Regions from separate parts of the Homo sapiens genome. Here region 2 is linked to region 1. The links are chromatin contacts, found by Hi-C or POLR2A ChIA-PET in ENCODE. All regions are on one chromosome and are shown on one strand. The core of a region is the stretch at or near the end of the contact, and the rest is flanking DNA. Distances in the headings are between cores, read along the strand shown. Region 1 overlaps LOC107985960 (a long non-coding RNA gene). Region 2 overlaps ITGA6 (integrin subunit alpha 6).

Region 1 (5,501 bases), core at 2,743-5,242:
TTTCCAGCTTCATCCATATCCCTACAAAGGACATGAACTGTGGCATAAGTATCTATTTTTTAAGTGTTTAAATTAGAAAATGAAATTTAAATAAAAATTGTACATAATGGGCATGATGGCTGCAACTTTCAAATGTTTCAGAAAGAATAGTAAATGTGTATGAAGATTATGTACCTATGTATACATATACACATACACAGAGAAAGAGAACGAGGCTGGTTGCAGTGGCTCATGACTGTAATCCCAACACTTTGGAATGCTGAAGCAGGTGGATTGCTTGAGCTCAGGAGTTGGAGACCAGCCTGGACAACATGGTGAAATGCCACCTTTACAAAAAGTATAAAAAATTAGCCAAGTGTGGTGGCGCATACCTGTAGTCCCAGCTACTCGGGGGGCTGAGGGCAGAAGGATCACTTGAGCCCAGGAGGTGAAGGCTGCATCGAGCTGAGACTGCACTACTGCACTCCAGCCTGGGTGACAAAGTGAGACCCTGTCTCAAAAAAAAAAAAAAGAAAAGAAAAAGAAATGAGAAAGCAAGTGGGCAAAATGTTAACGGTAGGTGAATCTGGGGAAAGGGTGCACATGTGTAGTTAGTGCTATTATTCTTTGTGCTTGCAAGTTTTCTGTAAGTTTGACATTTTCCAATAAAAAGTTTTCAAAAATCACGATAAAATGAAAGTGGGCCACAGCTGCTGGGCTACCAGCATAATGGCTTGTTTTGGGGAAGGAAGAGTGTTCTGAGCCATTCTCTTTGTTACTTGCTTGATACAAATTTAGGTTTTCATTCACAGACCCTTTTAAAATCATTTCCTGGAGCAAATTCTTTGATGAGTTTAACAATAACAATAATTAGAGAGAAAATCATGGTTAATGCAATAATTATCTCAAAATTGGCAGCATCAAGTTTAGCAGGTGACATCATGAACAGTTCTGTGAACTTTGAATGTGTTGAACTTTGTCTCCTTGGTTTTTAAATGGCAAATTCCTTAAGAGAGGAAAGGAAACTTACATTTACTTAGCATTTCCTAAGACAGGCACTGTGCAAAGGGTTCTAAGTAGATTATCTCATTTATTGCTCTCAAAACCCCATCAGACAGATGTTACCATTCCCGGTTTTACAATTCAGGAAATGGAGACTCATGCAGTGGTTGTCTCAATGCTGATGCTCTTGGCTGCAAGTAAGAAACTTCCATTTGACTAACTCAAACAGCAAGGGTGTTCATTATCTCACATGACACAAGTCTGGGAGCAAGAAGAAAGGATTGAGTACATGCCAGGGATTCTGCTAGCCCCAGCAATATGAAGATGAGTAAGACCTAGCTCCTGCTCATGGGGAACTCACATAGGGATAGAAAGGTAGGCAGATCCACAGTCTGTGGATTTGTTCATAGTTCACCATTAGCTGGTAGTCTATCTTTATTTTAATAGGCACATGTGATTCTTATTAAATGAACACATGGCTTACAGACAGCTATTAAATAAGTCATTGCTTTTTAAGAGAAATATTTATTTGTGCTTCAAACCAATGATGTATTTTTTCATCAAGATTAATAATATTTCTGTATATCTACATATGACTTTATTGGCTTGCATTTTGCATAATCTTACATCATCTTGCTTTTTTGGCCTTATTTGCAAACAGGGCAATTTTCTGGTCGTAAGAATCATGTTCGTGTTAGATCAAAAAAACAGTTTGAGTCATTTTAACACTTTTATTATGAGAAATATTTTTAAAATAAGTATTTCATCTATTTTATTGCAGATAATTCTTTCCTTTGCACAAAAACTGTTATTAGTCTCATGAAAAATAGATGTGTTTAGAACTAGCGCCATGATACATCACTGACATTCTTCAAAAGTTCACATCTGATATCCCATTCAAATTCTTGGTTTTTTTTCTCATAGTTTTCTACAAGCCTCTCTTTATTAGACTCCAGCTTTTGTTGTTTCCTACTTTTTCTTACACTTGTGTTGTAGAAAGCACATTGGATTAGCAACCAGGAGACTTTAATACTAGTTTTAGTTTAGTACAATTTGTTCTGCAGTTTGGCCTCAGCTTAATAAAACAAGACATTTGACCTGGGTCAGAGATGAAAAAAAAATTTTTTTCCTCCCTGCAGCTCTAACTCTGATAGGTAGTAACTGCCTGAATGACTTGTTTGCATTTCCAGGATAAATCCTATTTGGTCATAATGCATTGTCCTTCTTATATGTTATTGGATTCAATTTGCTAAAATTTTGTTCAGAATTCTTGAGTCTTATTTATGAAGAATATGGGTCTGTAGTTTTCTTGCAGTGTCTTTTTCTGGATTCTGTTATTGTACTAATTCTGGCCTCATGCAGTATTGGAAAGTATTCCTTTCTCTTTACTTTTCTGGGAGAGTTTGTGTAGAATTGGTATTGTTTTTTTCTTAAATGTTTGGTAAAATCCCCAAGTGAAGGAATTTGAGTCTGGAGCTTTCTTTGTGGGAAGATTTTAAACTACAAATTCAATTTATTTAACAGGGCTATTTAGGTTATCTGTTTCTTCTTGAGTAAGCTTTTTTAAGTGGGACTAGGGCAGTATTTGGTCTATGGTTAATGTCACCCAGTGCCAAGTGAAGGCCCTTTTGAGTAGTCTACCTGATACCCTGTGAGTTATGAGGTCTGGCTAGTGAGAACAGGCATTGTTCCCAGCCCTAGGTGAGCTCCCTGTACTCCTTATTCCTTAATTATTTCAGGTAATTCTTTCCTACTGTCAGGCAGTTTCTTCTCATTTATATCGAACAAATAGTCAACTGAATATTTAGGGGGATCCTCTGCAGATTTCCAGAGTCCTCTCTGCAGCTCTCTCCTCTCTGGTATTCCACCCTGTGAGCTCTAGCTACCTCGGCCTCCCCAGTTTCCTCTACTCAGAGAGACAGCTGACTCCATCTGGGTTTCTCCTCCTTGCACTGTGGCCTGGAAACTCTCTCAATGCAGTAAGCTGGGAAAATCTTAGGGCTCACCTCATCTGTTATCCCATCTTTCAGGGATCACTGCCTTTCATTGCCTGATGTCCAATGTCTTGAGAACTGTTGTTTCATATATTTTGTCTGATTTTTTCGTTGTTTGGAGTAGAAGAATAAGTTCGGTTTCTGATCCTCCATCTTGGTCTATAATGGATGTCTCCAGATTGGATAATTTTTACAAGTTCATTTAAAATTGTGATTCCAGACCTCCAAAATCACCTTCTTTGGGTGATTTTTAGATAGACTTTGGTTACTTAAATTCTGTTTTTAATTTTGTGTTTGACAGTTTCTTCATTCTAATATCTGCTGTCCTATAGATAGGTTTTGGCATTCTGCTTGCTTCAGAAAAATCCAAAGCACTTCCACCTGTCTCTGTGTGTCCCCTGGCATGGAGGAGGGCAGACATCCACCATGTTCCACAGGTGACCCTTCTGAGGCGAGAGGAGTATGTGATTTGTTCAAGGTAGAATATTTCAGTAGTAGCAGAATTCTAGAAATTGATTAAGGTACTTGACCCTTGGGTCAGAGAACTGAGCCGCCCTCTTTCTGCATAAAGTCACCTTTTGGGTACCCAGGACATTTTAATCTTGTTGGCATTCAGTCTGCAAATAAAGCTGACTCATAAGTATATCCATTAAACACATTTTAAAAAGAATACTTGGAAGTTTCCTATCCTGCTGATGTCTAAAATTTCAAAATCAACTAGTCATTTATTTGGGTAAAGCAATCCTCTTCTAAGCATTTCTTCCATAATCCAGTTGCATCTCAGGGAAATAATGTAAGTTAACATTCTATTTTAATTAACTACTTAGATTTTTTTTTCTCCTACAATAACAGGAACAGGTGAAAACCCTCATGTCAGTAAGCAGGGTATAAAAGGTGGGGAAAAGTGTCCGGAGATGGCTTTACCTGTGAGTCAGCTTTATTTGCACACTGAATGCCAACAAGATTAAAATGTCCTGGGCACTGAAAAGATGACTTTTTGCAGAAAGAGAGTGGCTCAGCTCTCTGACCCAAGGAGTAAATCACCTTAATCAATTTCTGGAATTCTGTTGTTACTGAAATGTTCTACTTGCACAAATCACATACTTCTCTGGCCTCAAAAGGGTCATCTATGAATCAGGGTGGATGTCTGCCATCCTCCGTGCCAGAGGACACACAGAGACAGGTGGAAGTGCTTTGGATTCTTCAGAAGCAAGATGCAGACACAAAATATGTGTAGGATGCATTGTCAGCTTTTTGCTCATGATTGGAACAAGGCTGCAGACTTAATTATCAAGTTTCATCCCTCTGTCAATGGATGAAGAGTCATCTTGGGGACAAGAACAAGATCTCATTTAGTTATCTAGGTATTTTAGATGACACTTGGTTTTTTAAGGAAGGGATGATTTTTGCATTCCTGTGGACTTCTTTCTGAAGTCAAGCTGAAATGAAGTCTCAGAATCCTCATGTCATTTTGTTTTCTAAACAAGTAAAGTGGAGGTCAATGGCTCCAGGGACCTTTGCCGCACAAAAAGAAACACCCGGCCAGGTGCAGGGGCTCACGCCTGTAATCCAAGCACTTTGGGAGACCGAGGCAGGTGGATCATCTGAGGCCAGGAGTTCGAGACCAGCTTGGCCAACATGGTGAAACCCTGTCTTTACTAAAAATACAAAAATTAGCTGGGCGTGGTGGCAGGTGCCTGTAATCCCAGCTACTCAGGAGGCTGAGGCAGGAGAATCGCTTGAACCTGGGTGGCGGAGGTTGCAATGAGCCGAGATGGTGCCATTCTACTCCAGCCTAGGCAACAAGAGTGAAACTCTGTCTTAAAAAATAAATAAATAAAAATAAAACAAATTTTAAAAAACACCCCATATTTGTGCTCCCAAAGTGGTCACTAAACTTTGAAATCCATCTCACAGGGTTTGGTGGGGTGGGAGTGGGGGGGAACTAAAATTCCATATGGAAAGGAGGTGGAAGGTGGTCCATGAGTCTCTGGTTTTAGGTATCCTTCATGGGCAATTATCCTGTCTACTATTGGGGCTTGATGAGGTAAGGTGAAGTCAGGGCAGAAGAAATGGACCCCTGCCTCCAAGAAATAATCTTAGTCATTAAGTTAGCATTTTCACAATCTTTTACCTTTTTTTGACAGAGATCTAGAAGACAAGACCCAGAGGACACAGGGAGCACAATTATTCCATACTGTAAGGCATAATTGAGTCAGACTCACATTGATGTACATCACTTTCGCTGGGGCACTTTTGTAAAACATCAGATTTCCAGCCACTACTCCAAGAGATTCTAATTCAGAAAGGCTGGGAGAGGGCCCTCAGTCTTCATTTTTAACAAAGACCCAGTGTTTCTGATGTCTACCTCACTTTTAGAAAGATTGACATAGGTCTTTTAAGCTACAGTCAGTGACTCTACTGGATGGTCCAAGTGTTTCCTAGGAGAGAAGCTTTTCAGGAAATGGGAGAACTGTAATCATTGAGGCACAAAAGAATAACTGAGGCTGGGCACAGTGGCTCACA
Region 2 (4,891 bases), core at 1,641-4,140, 94 kb after region 1:
TCTTCCGTTTGGTGAAATAGCCCATTCTTGGAGTTAAACTTGTGCCACATAAATCTTGCCCTTAATAGAACAGTATCTTGGGTTTTTAAATGTCCCCTACATAGTGGGCTGGGAGAGATAGAAAATACAGCCACTGTCACCCCTTCCCCTGCTTACTAGGGCACTCCAAATGACCATAGCACATTTTTTCAGTGGAGTCTCAGAATTCTTCAGGTCAACATTGGTCAGCCTTCACTGTTGTGTGGGTGTTTGCAAATAAGACAGCACCTGTTTGCCCTCCTGGCCTTGCTAAATCCCGTGCATATGGAAGGCACCCTATAAATGTATGCCTGATGGATATGAGTCCTGTTGGTTTGTGAGCTTCTTAAGAACAAGGCTGACATCTTGTTCAGTTTTGGTTCAAATCTAATACATAGAAATGGATATTCAGTAGGTATTTGTTGAACTCTTTGATTCCCCAAATACACTAAAGGCTTTTAGAGAACAGGAACCAGGGTAAACATTTCTTTAGAATGATCTTTTACATGCTGGTACTTTGAAAAAAAATTGTGGTAAAATATACATAACATAAAATTTATTTTAACCATTTTAAAGTGTATGATTCAGTATTGTTAAGTATATTCACATCATTTCTTGCCCGGAAATGATGTTGTTTCATATTATGAGGCCATAAAGTATTGATAAGCTAAACAAACTTTAACTCAATATATGATTGTGCTGTATCATTTAGTACTATATTCTAATGTGTATTAGTGGCAATGAAATTTAAAGTTTAACATATTTATGGTACAAGTTGAAATTTAGTCTCTTAGCTTATTATGTGTTTTTCCAATCCGGTTAAGGACTGCTATGAGTTGAATTCAGCAGTTGTATACCTGGCACCAACAGCCTTTGAGAAACCAAGTAATTTAAGTTTTTAATTGAGTAACAGAAAATTGCAACTAATAAAATGCCTGGCTATATTAGCTTATTTGTCATTTATATGTTGTTAGTACTCCTTAACTCTTGGTAGCTTTAAGATGAAACCAAGAGTGGTTTCAGTTGCATTCTGTGTTCTGATTGAAGCTGAGGCTTGATTTGTGGCTTGAAGTTTGAAAGGAAGTGCCTGTTTGTTCAGGGAACACCAATTGGACTAACAGCTGTCCTCTGTATTAAGGCCATCTTTAGCTTGTCTTGCAAATACTTTCCTTGTTCACTAATCCCTTCTCCCCACCCTGCTTCCTTTAGACCCATGTTAATCTATTACCTGGGAGCAGCTCTAGATTCTTGAGTTGGTAATGACTAATTTCTCCGTTGCTCTCATCCTGTTGAGTTTAATAGGCTCTCTTTTTTCTTACTGATGTTTTCATGATGAGATTTCTAATAAGTTATTTGGGAGCTATCAGAATAGAAACTAATAAATATTATCTATCTATTAGCTGTCAGAATAAAAGCTTACTGAGGGTCCTGAACTGTGAGGCCACTGAAGGCAGGGGTTTGGGTCTGATTTATCTGTGTTTGCCTAGAGCTTTAACAGAGCCTGACACTTGTAACTCTTAAAAATATGCTTTAAAATAAATCTAAACTCAGGCATGGTGGCTCATGCCAGTGATCCCAGCACTTTGGAAGGCTGAGGTGGGAGGAAGGCCTGAGCCTAGGAACTCAAGGTGAGAGTGAGCTATGATTGTGTCACTGCACTCCAGCCTGGGTAACAGAGTGGAGACGCTGTCTCTTTAAAAAAAAAAAAAAAAAAAAAAAAAAAAAAAAAAAATCAAACCTCAGTGCATAAGACACAGGTGTTTTCATCTGTGAACGAGAGTAGACACATTCTAGTAATACCCAATGTTTTTGTGAATTTCTTTACAATTGAAACTATTTTCCACTTGTAGAAGTTGGGAAGGAACTTGGGGAATGGCCTGGAAAGGTAGACCACCATCCTCATTTCATAGAACAAGAAATGGAGACCTAGGATTTGTCATAGTCCTGCAGCCAGCTACAGACAGAGCTGTGCCTACAATTCCCTTCTTGTCCTGAGTTGTTTCTGCTTCATTTCCCACTAGAACCCCATCCCGCCCTCACCCCTAAGCAGAGGTCCAGCTAGCTAATGTGTCTGTTTTTATAAAATGCCACCAGAAGCTTAAGTACGTCGGTTCGTGTCCCATCAAACTTGTCCAGATCTCTTTCTCATCATAGAGAGGTACCATCCTGAGTTGCTCAGATGATAAACATTTCTCCATTAGAAACTAGGCTCGGATTTGCCTGTGGCCACAAATCCAGAAGCAGCTGTGTGTTCCCCATGTTTCTCACCAACCCCTGCGTCATGTTTCTGAATAAGGAGTCCTGGTTACCGCCACACCCCTCATTCATTGCTTTAGATTAGATGAAAGGCGAGGTGCCTGACTCAGGCCACTGACTCACTCTGCTTGGGTGAACCCAGCTCCTCCCGGTAGGAAGTGATTGCCCCAGGCAGGTTGAGGAGTGCCCACAGCATCCAGGACTAAAGCATTTGGACCCTGCAGCTATTTATAAACAGCACTTTACAGTGCTTTCAGTCTGAATATTGGGACTCCCCTAGAAAGGACAGATTCAGTCCTTTCTGAAAGGAGGATAGACGAAGGGTGAGGAGTTCTTGTTGGATGTATTTTCATAGCTGAAAGGTTCCCCTGAATGCTGTCAGTGCCATGGATGTTCATAGGGAAGGTTAGAGTTCCTGTCTCTGATGTCATTCATTTTATGCTGCAGCTCACTTGACTGTGGGACTCCCTAGGAAAGCTTATCTACCTTTTCAGCTGTTGCACCTCTTTTCTTCCATGTAGTTTGCCCTCTGCCTTACATTCACTCTTCATTGTAATGCCCCAGTTGCCAGCACAGTGCCTGGCGCACAGTAGGTACGTGTTTGTGAGCTTGCTTTACTGATGTGTTGTCATGCCTCTGGAACGGGCTGTAAAAATCAATCTTTGACTCTTTGCCAGCAACTGCCCACATAAAGAGAGCATGTGTGAGCTTGTTTTATGCAATTACAAGGTTTGCTTCATGACTTGTGGGCGCTGATTTTTTTTTTTTAACCTCACTATCTCCATCATTTTCTCTGCAAGATTTTCAGTGACCCTCGTGTCCATGGACTGACCTCCATTTTTAAAATTTCATTTTTAATTTATTTTTGAATAGGTAGTACAGTCACATGGTACAAATATTAAAACTACAAAGATGGAATGAAAGTCAGCCTCCCACCCTTGATCTCTGGGCATCCTATTCTTCCTGGAGGCAACCATTGTTTTACCAGCTTACTGTGAATCTTTCAGAGCTACCTATACATTTACAAGCAAATATGTACATAGATTTTTTTTACCCATTTGCCATGTAGATTCTTTTGCACCTTGCTCTTTTTCTCTTGGTATGTTTTAATGCCTGTTCAATCTTGTAAATAAAGAGCTTCCTTATTATTTTTAATCTCTGCATAATACTCAGTTTCGAGGATGAACTATGATTTATTTAACCAGTCTGGGTATTCAGATAATTTCTAATCCTTCGCCGTTAAAAGCAGTGCTGCAGTGAAGAACTTTATGCTTCCCTCATTTCACCTTAAATGAATTAATTTAAGGTGAATTAATTAATTCCTAGTGCAGAGTGGCCTGGCCGGCGTTGTTGTTTTAATGGTCACGGCTGATTCTGGAGGAGTGGCTGCCCTCATTCCTTTCTATCCTAACCATCTGATAGGACCACAGGCTACGCTATCAGTGGGTTTAGTAGAGTCTTTTCAACAATCGAGTTTCCAGCCTTATGCCCAAGCTGTTGGATCCCTGAAGGCTTCAATGTTTGTGTCCTAGCTGTACTTTATGCTTGTTAAAATGTATGTGTTAAAATTAGAATGGCTTGTTGGAATGTGTAAGATTGCGTATAGTGTTTCATGTTTTATCACTGTGTTGAGTTTACAAAGTTACTTGATGTTATTTCTTTTTTCTTTTTTGAGGCAGGGTCTCACGCTTTCGCCCAGGCTGGAGTACGAGTGGTGCACTCACGGGTTACTGCAGCCTCAACCTCCTGGGCTCAGGTGATCCTCCCGCCTCGGCCTCCCGAGTACCTGGGACTACTGGCATGCACTACCACGCCTGGCTAATCTTTGTATTTTTTGTAAATATGAGGTTTCACCATGTTGTTCAGGCTGGTCTCAAATTCCTGGGCTCAAGTGATCCTCCCACCTTGGCCCCCAAAGTTCTGGGATTACAGGAGTGAGCCACCATGCCTGGCCCATCGTTTCATTTGATCCTTGCAACACCCTATGAGAATATTTAGATAGAACGATTTCACAGATAATCCATAGTGATACTCAGCTAACGGGTGGTACTGCCAAGACTTGAACCCACCATTCTTGTAACTTCCTTGATATCTCTAATTATGGTTTTGGTCTGCCAGTTTGTTATGGAGCAGAAAAGAAGATGTAAGCTTTCTGGAGGTAGTAGCTGCTACAGGCATACACTATATTATCTCAGCAATAGCAAGTCCAAGTAGGACTGATTCAGTATACACAAAGAAGTATTAGTTGCTAAAATATTGAAATAACTTTCATTCTGGTTGGTGCACGTTGAGTATCCCAAATATGAACAACCAAAATCTGAAATGCTCCAAAGCTGGAAACTTTTTGAGTGTTTTTGAGTGCCTGCCAACATGACATGCAAGAGAAACATTCATTGGAGCATTTCGGATTTTGGATTTTTAGATTTGGGATGCTCAGTAAGTATTAATGCAAATATTCCAAAATCCCCGCCCCCCGCCCCCCGCCAAAAAAAACCAAAAACCCAAAACACTTGTAGTCCCAAGCATTTCAGAAAAATGATACTCAACCTGTAAATAGCTTTGCCCCAAACCCCCCTGAGTTTCTTTCTCTACTTCCCTGGCCAGTTTTCACATAGGA

What was found. Hi-C counts contacts between places; a loop is a spot of excess contacts on that map. ChIA-PET counts read pairs that join two places held with the same protein, here RNA polymerase II (POLR2A).
Region 2: a map of PC-3 shows a loop between it and region 1 (2.6-fold over the local background). The contact joins two enhancer-like sites. A Hi-C loop is called at or near these places in 4 of 168 maps with a recorded cell type or tissue (PC-3, endothelial cell of hepatic sinusoid, right lobe of liver and 1 more). POLR2A ChIA-PET finds 5 or more read pairs at or near these places in 4 of 52 experiments (OCI-LY7, WTC11 and activated T-cell).

The regions. Positions count from the first base shown.
Region 1 is chr2:172,345,144-172,350,644 of GRCh38, forward strand. All of the region lies in intron 4 of LOC107985960 (a long non-coding RNA gene), which reads left to right. Among named protein-coding and RNA genes, the nearest start is that of ITGA6, 80 kb to the right of the region's middle. Within about 2 kb of position 3,993, at least 2 of the 41 ENCODE cell types and tissues checked have a DNase peak (open chromatin) inside an H3K27ac peak, as active enhancers do; they include PC-3, where a contact is called at or near this core.
Region 2 is chr2:172,439,846-172,444,736 of GRCh38, forward strand. All of the region lies in intron 1 of ITGA6 (integrin subunit alpha 6), which reads left to right. Among named protein-coding and RNA genes, the nearest start is that of ITGA6, 15 kb to the left of the region's middle. Within about 2 kb of position 2,891, at least 13 of the 41 ENCODE cell types and tissues checked have a DNase peak (open chromatin) inside an H3K27ac peak, as active enhancers do; they include PC-3, where a contact is called at or near this core.